Regions from separate parts of the Homo sapiens genome. Here region 1 is linked to region 2. A link is an interaction called in ENCODE POLR2A ChIA-PET data of the cell type or tissue named here. Cell type or tissue: IMR-90. All regions are shown on one strand.

Region 1 (4,000 bases), 51 kb before region 2:
TTTAAACCCAGCAAGGACCCAAACACCACTCACACCTTGAATTTGGATATTCCTCCTTAATCTTTTTGATCTAGAAAAGTCCCCAGGTTATTTTTTTAATGACATATTTTTAACGTTTTCTCTTGAAAAATTTCTAATGTACACTTTAGTGAAATGCACCACTGATACTTTAGATTCACCAGTTGTTTACATTTGCTACGTTGTTTTTCTATCTCTATAAACATAAAGATACACATTAGTAATAGTATGCATTTTTTTGTCCTGAACCATTTGAGACTAAAGTACAGATATTATAACACTTCTCACCCTTATTACTTAAGCATACATTTCCTCAAAAAATGACTGTTCGTTGTATAACTAGTACAATGATCACATTCAGAAAACTTACCAATGTATCATTCCATTACCTAACTTAATTTGACAAATTTCTTCAGTTGTCCTTTCCTTTTTCATAGTACTTTTTCTTTCCAGATGCAGTATCCACTCCAGGATCATACATTGCACTTAGATATCAGACGAAGTGGACTTTTTTTTTTTTTTCCTTTAAAGATCAGTGCAATTGCGTTGTAAAGACAAGACAAAAAACAAAGAAAAACTCATATTCTGGATTTGTCTGATTGTTTCCTTATGGTATTGTTTACCTTGGTTCTCTATCCCCTGTATTTCCTGTAAAGAAGAAGTGAGGCTATGTTTTGATTAGGTTCAATCAGGAGGATGCTGCTATCAGTAGGAATGAAGAAGGCAGGAAGTTGGTGTTAGAGGGAAGATAAGGAATATAAGCTTTATCTATTTGAAGTAAAATAGGACTCCATAAAAACATTGTCCAGTCATAAGTAATTCCCAAATGGGTATTCTTTTGTTTGTTGCATAAAAATTTCCTGGCAGGCTTTTAAAACAAGCTCCTTGGAGGATTCAGACTGCTCCCAGGGTGAGGTGCAGTGAGAGGTGGATGTTTGAAGTGGGAGTGCTGGGAGGGTTCTGGTCTAAAGATGTGGCGTTAGCAATCCCCTGCACAGAGCCTGGAGTTGAAATAACACTGAGAAAGGACTCTGACAGTGAACACTGAGATTATCTGTATGCTTATAGGAGACAAATATGTGTGTGTGTGTTCATGGTAACCATTTTAAAGATGTAATAGCTAACATCTGTTTGATTTCCGAAGTTTGGATAGAAGCACTAAACCCACGAGTTGTTGGGCTAAAACGTAGTGTATAGAAGAGGCACAAGGTGTTTCAGCTTCCTCTCTGATCTCTTCTCGCCCCTCATTCTGAATCACTGGTTCTCAAACCTCAGTGTGCATCAGAAACACCTGGAGGGCTAGTTTAAATGTATAAATAGGTGGTTGGTCCTTCCTCCAGAGACTTTTTTTTTGGTGGTGTATCCCGCTTGGGATTGGAATTTCCAGTGTATTATCAGGTGATGCTGGCCTGGACTCCCACTTGGAGAACCACCACTTTAAATCATGATGTGATTAGAACATGTAATAGAATTTTTCATGGTGTGGCTTTTCAGACTTGGTTTTAACAGCCAACACTTTTTTTCTTCTTTTCTTTTTTTTTTTTTGAGACAGGGTCTCACTCTGTCACCCAGACTGGAGTGCAGTGGCACGCCACTGCTTACTGCAGCCTTGACCTCCTGGGCTGAAGCGATCATCCCACCTCAGCTTCCCAAGTGGCTCGGACCACAGGTGCGCACTACCACACCTGGCTAATTTTTGTATTTTTAGTATAGATGGGGTTTCACCATGTTGGCCAGGCTGGTCTCAAACTCCTGACCTCAAGTGATCTGACCACCTCAGCCTCCCAAAGTGCTAGGATTACAGGTGTGAGCTACCGAACCCAGCCCTAATTTTTAAAATTTTTTGTGGAGACAGGATCTCACTGTGTTGTCCAGGCTGGTCTCTAACTCCTGGGCTCAAATGATCCTCCTGCCCCACCCTCCCAAAGTGCTGGGATTAGAGGCGTGAGCCACAACACCTGGCCCTTTTTATTAAAATACTTTATGGATCTCGTCTTTTTATTTTAATTAATTAATTTAATTGATTTTTGGGACAAGGTTTCACTTTGTTACCCCAGCTGGAGTGCAGTGGTACAATCGTGGCTCACAGCAGCCTCAACCTTCCAGGCTCAAGTGATCCTCATGCCTCAGCCTCCTGAGTAGCTGGGACTACTGGTACCTGCCACCACGTCCAGCTAAGTTTTTTTGTTTTGTTTTGTTTTCTGTATTTTATAGAGACAGGGTCTTGCCATATTGCCCAGGCTGGTCTAGGCCCTCTGAACTCAAGCAATCTGCCATGGCCTCCCAGAGTGCTGGGATTACAGGTGTGGGCCACCACGCCTGGCCTGGATCTTCTCTTTATGTACTGTATTAACAAATGAAGCTGTTGAGAAGAGGCTGGGAGGAGGGGCTGTGGAAAGAAGACAAGCAACCCTGACGCTTCAGATTGGAAACTGCCAGTGTTAGTCTGAGAAAGGACTTGGGAATAAATCAGCAGACCTGGGCTGGAGTCCTGGCTGCCAGCATTTATGAATTGTGACCTCTTGCCGGCTATTTATGCTCTCTGAGTCTCAGTTCTCTCCTCTGAAAATAGGAATTATAAGCCCTCTTTCCACATGAGATAATGCACATGAATGCATTTTTTAAAATTGTAAAATGCAGTGCAGATCTAACTGGTGGTTACTGCTGTCTCATTCTTGCCTTGGCTGTGTCCTGTGCCAGCGCTGTAGTCTGAGGCCATTCCCTTCATTTCTGTAGAATGGTGGAGGAGTTGAAGGACTTCCATGACTTTGTGTTGGCATGAAAGTCATGTCAGATCTTGGAGGTCATCGATGGGCTGATTTCTCATATTATTGAATAATGTGTGACCCTGTGAGAGATTATGTGCTAGTTCTAATAAGACTAAATGCCAGAAACTTATTTCCTTGAGGTTGGACTTCACCTGGTTTCATGCCTCCATTTTCACTTTTGATTGATGAGATAAATGAAGCTATCCACCTGTCAAGGGAGGCAGCAGGTTTGTGGTTTGCTCTGTCTTGTGTTGTGGTGCTGAGGTTTTGGCATTGGTATTGGGTGTGGTTTGGAGTGGAGAATGGGGGCCGAGCAGTGTACTTAGCATGAGATATTAGTCCCTCCCTTGTGGTGATACAGGTCATTATTTTGTTGTTGAACATCAGCTATGACATCTGACTGTCTGTCTTCTCCCTGTATTGAGAAGGCAACACAAACATTTGTATAATGTTTAGCAGTGTTCCTGTAACAAGATTGAAGATGGGTCCTATGTTTCAGTTTATTGGAAAAGATTGGCTTTTTTTTTTTTTCCTGAGACAGGGTCTGAACTTGTTGCCCAGGCTGGAGTGCAGTGGTATGATCACAGCTTACTGTATTGTCCACCTCCCGGGCTCAAGTGATCCTCCTGCTTTAGCCTCCCCAGTAGCTGGGACTATAGGCACACACCACCATGCCCAGCTAATTAAAAAACCAAAAATAACAACAAGAAAAAACTTATTTGTGAGATGGGGTCCCCCTACATTGGCCAGGCTGGTCTTGAACTCCTGGGCTCAAGCAATCCTCCTGCCTCCACCTCTCAAAAGTGCTGGGATTACAGGCGTGAGCTACTGCACCTGGCCAATCAGCATTTTTAAAAATGAAGCTGATTAAATCAGGAAAAGTCAGAATTGCATGTGTGATATCTATCTTGAAGTGCTAATGATTCATTTTTTTTTTAAGAACAGAACTTCAGAATATATTCTAAAAATGTTTGTTTTTGGCTTAAATAAATTGGAGAGTTACCCAGAGAATCTAGAGAGAAGCATAGTTCCTGCTGATCGTGCTCTTTTGTTGACTTTTTAAAATGAAGTGTTTTAGAAGTCTGAGGGGCATTTTTAAAAACAAAACAAAAAAATGAAATGTTTTCTATTTGTTATATCACTAACTAGGACTTTATTTGTCTTGTTAACTTAACTATCATGTGGCTAATCTGGTTGGTGGATGCTAAACTGTA
Region 2 (4,000 bases):
TTTACATCTTTACCAAAAGGTATAAAACACATTTTTAAAAAAACATTTGAATAAATCCACTTATGTTGTGGATTCTTTTTTTTTTTTTTGAGACGGAGTCTTGATCTGTCGCCCAGGCTGGAGTGCAGTGGCGCAATCTCGGCTCACTGGAAGCTCCGCCTCCCAGGTTCAGGCCATTCTCCTGCCTCAGCCTCCCAAGTAGCTGGGACTACAGGTGCCTGCAACCACGCCCGGCTAATTTTTTGTATTTTCAGTAGAGACAGGGTTTCACTGTGTTAGCTAGGACAGTCTCGATCTCCTGACCTCGTGATCCGCCCACCTCGGCCTCCCAAAGTGCTGGGATTATAGGCGTGAGCCACCGCGCCTGGCTGTTGATCTCTTAAAAAGCTGAGAAGTGGCTAGGTGTGGTGGCTCGTGCCTGTAATCCCAGCACTTTGGGAGGCCCAGGCAGGCGGATCACCTGAGGTCAGGAATTTGAGACCAGCTTGGCCAACATGGCGAAACCACGTCTCTACTAAAAATACAAAAATTAGCCAGGCGTGGTGGCGTGTGCCTGTAATCCCAGCTACTCGGGAGGCTGAGACAGGAGAATCACTTGAACCCAGGAGGCGGAGGTTGCAGTGAGCCAAGATCGTGCCACTGTACTCCAGTCTGGGCAACAGAACAAGACTCCGTCTCAAAACAAACAAACAAACAAACAAACAAAACAAAACTGAGAAGCAGAAAGGTGACAGTGATGTGTTAATTACTAAAATCATGTGGCTTTGGGGAAGGACACAGATCCAATGAGAATAAATGGTTATCAGGTGATTGTCAAATAGATCGAAGTAGACTTTTTTTTTGGACAATAATTATTTCATCACCAGATGAATTTCAGGCCAATACAAACATCATTGTCTCAGTTCCTACCTTTCTCTCCCATTTCACCCTGAAATTTAAGGAACTATGAAATGTTTGAAAGTGTGCATGTTCTCGATCTGGCTTTTCTGACTTTTTTTTTTTTGGTAGAGGTGGGATCTCCTCTGTTGCCCAGGCTGATCTCAAACTTATGGCCTCAATCAGCCCTCCCAGAGGTGCTGGAATTACGGACATGAGCCATCGTGCCCAGCTGTGATCTGGCTTTTCTTATTTATGCAATTGCCAAGGCTAGAACAGACCTGGGCCTTATTTGATAAGTTTAGGGTCAAAGTTTGCATCAGATCGTAATTCTACACAGAGTAAAAAGTAGAAAATGTGACAGCTTGTCTCTTCTCTCCCTTAGGCACAGTGTTGAATGTTTATTAGAAGGCTGTTTCCTCACAACATGTTTACATCAAGATGCATGCATGCCTTAGCTTGATGCTTTTGCAATTTTTATGTAGCATCTGTTCCCAAATACAAGAGCGCTAACAAGGCCTTAATACAGATAGCAGTGAGGACAGCAGGGAGTTGCCCCTGTCGGTTTCTGACTTCTCCTGCGGCCCTGAGTTATTATTCATAATGTAAATTCTCTCTCAGTTCCCAGCATGTACATAATTAATGGAAAAGACTATCCAAGGAAGTTCAGCAGCCACAAGTAGGTCACCATTACCAGATGTTTAATTATTGTCATTAGGAAGCTTTTGGAAATACCTGATGAGCTTTCTAAAAGCATAACAATAAGCAAATCCTTTTGGATTTTGATGGATTGGTTCTTTTGTATTGAATGATGATTAAGGTTATTACAGGCACAGCACTCTCGCCTTCTTCCGAACATCTTTATCAAAAGTAATAATTATGCTACCCTCGATATGAAATGCACGTCACTCTCCTTTCATATGTTCTCTGATTTCAACTGTGCCAAGTTTTAATTAATGTACTTCAATAGTACGAAAACTTGAGCATCTATAATTACATCTTTAGTAGCAATATTTAAAACCTTTACTGACAATATATTTATCATAGAACACTTCCTGGAATTAAGGTCAGTTTATGTGGAACTGACATGCATTTCAGATAGGTTTTTTTTTATCTTGAAGGTTAAAAGTAGAATACAATATAGGAGAAGCTAAGAGAAGCCCATTAACATTACAATTTTTGTGGTTTATGGGGGGCAGTGGTGTTAAGTAAGTTTAACAAAGGCAGGGAATTTTAAAAATTACTCTTTACTTTTTTCTTCAACATCAAATTTGTATACCATAAAAAATTTTGACATTTTGCTAGTATGTGAGTGAGCCATTCCCAAGTCATCCTTTTCAAATGTTGTTTGTTTTTGAGTTCACGTTGAAGAACACGATTAAAAAAATTCTTTTGGTTTTTTAATTCAGTTCAGAACTGAATTTAAAAATCAGAAATCTCAGTGTCTCCTGCTCTTTGCTGCTTTCCTTCATGGCATCTGTTGTTACTCTTAGACTTCATTCATTCCCATTTTGTGGCTTGTTTGTGGAATTTAAAGTTCTTAAAAGCCCAATTTCCTGGTCTCCAGTTACTTTTAAGATGGACCCATTGGCTCCCCCTTGTGTCTACTCTTTGTATTGTCATCCTCCAGGCTCTTGGTTAAACAGCTTGTAAGGTAACTTTATTACTGCTCTTGAGGAAGGGACAATGGCTATATTCGTCAGCGTTCTCATCCCCTTATTTACTCTCCTCTGCATTCTGCCCTCTTCTGCGGGGTTGGTAGAGAATAGCTTGGGAAGAGCCATAAAATGGAAGGTCTTGAAAGCCAGACATCAGAGTGGAGTTTTGGAGTATGAATCGTGTGCTGGTAATTTATGCTCCTCCCCATTCTGCACTTTTCTCCAGGGTTGGTTGTGATGTCATGAACTTCTCTCCATCTCACACACACCCACAGTCATGTATGATCAGGAGTAACACAGGCTAGGGCAGTGCTTATTGTGTGTTATACATAAAACACACAAATCAATGTGAACTAATATTCTAGAACAATTTATAGACAAACAGGTGCATTGTGAAAAAAGCTAAATGGGGGCCTTAGAAGAGAAACTCATATATACCTTTATGTTGCATACAATTCGAACTCCACTTTGTAATGATTTGATAGGGTGTTAAGTTTATTTTTCCTTTGAACAAACCTCGTCTTCAAATTGTAACTATAACACAGGTAGGATTGCAGAGCAAGTGTGTTAAGGCACATAAAAGTCACTTGATACTAGATAAAGGGAGTAGCTGTTTCCTTAACAGGTTCAAATTGCAACTATTACTGTAAAAGTTGTTGACGTGCTCAGCAAATGGTGGGTGGAAATGTTGGACTCAGAAAAAGGATTTGTCCTGGGCACGTCCGTTTTCGTAACAAGAATATAAGGTAATTTTTAAGTGCTAATTTAATGGTTCTTACTGTAAGGCAACGGGAGTGTAGATGGGGAAAGCTGGTAACAGGTGTGTGCAGTCACGGAGCGATGGCAATGTCAGAAAAGGTGGGGGTCAAAATTGTTTTGGACATTGATCGGAATTAAGGAAAGCATAGATGTGGAAAGGTGCAGTGTGTGTCCATATCACGGCAGAGTGTCTGCGGGAGAGTGACTTGGGAGGAGCTGTAGGATGGAAGATCTTGAAAGCTCCACATTAGAGGTGAACTTGGAGCATCTTGTGATTGCAGGGCAAATGGGTTGTGGGAAATGGAGAAGTAAGAAGTAGATTGTGATTGGTTTTTGTGTTCAATGTGATATAACTTAGCAATGCAGGAGTTTTTGTGGAACCTGGAACTCTATTTTTGTTTTTCATCTGTTGAACTTGTGCCATTCTGTAGAGAGTTATAGATATTTTTCCATAGAAAGGCAGGCAGTGCAGCTTGGATTCTAGAGCAGAGAGTTTGGATTCTGTTGGCTTGAGTTCGAAGTTCAGCCCTGCTGTTTATTGGCTGTGTGACCTTGGGCAAGTTACTTAACCTTTTAGCACGTCTGTAAAATCATGATAACAATTGTACCGATTGCATGGGATGTTGTGATGGTGAAAACATTGTTATATGATATCACCTTATACATGTTAGCTATTATTCTTGCCATTTTTTTGTATTTGCAAATTC

The links. Peaks named below come from ENCODE experiments on the same cell type or tissue, not always from the same donor. Only the 100,000 strongest peaks of a DNase experiment are listed, where the experiment ranks them.
Region 1: POLR2A ChIA-PET joins it to region 2 with 9 read pairs; 2 of 35 experiments call an interaction of 5 or more read pairs at or near these places.

What each region holds. Positions count from the first base shown.
Region 1 is chr10:34,704,808-34,708,807 of GRCh38, reverse strand. The region is part of intron 1 of PARD3 (par-3 family cell polarity regulator); the gene reads left to right. Among named protein-coding and RNA genes, the nearest start is that of PARD3, 110 kb to the left of the region's middle. In IMR-90, no CTCF peak of the experiment used is centred here; no DNase peak of the experiment used is centred here; H3K27ac peaks cover 160 bases.
Region 2 is chr10:34,654,235-34,658,234 of GRCh38, reverse strand. The region is part of intron 2 of PARD3 (par-3 family cell polarity regulator); the gene reads left to right. Among named protein-coding and RNA genes, the nearest start is that of PARD3, 160 kb to the left of the region's middle. In IMR-90, a CTCF peak has its summit at 2,479 (motif pointing left); DNase peaks (open chromatin) are centred at 2,464 and 2,744.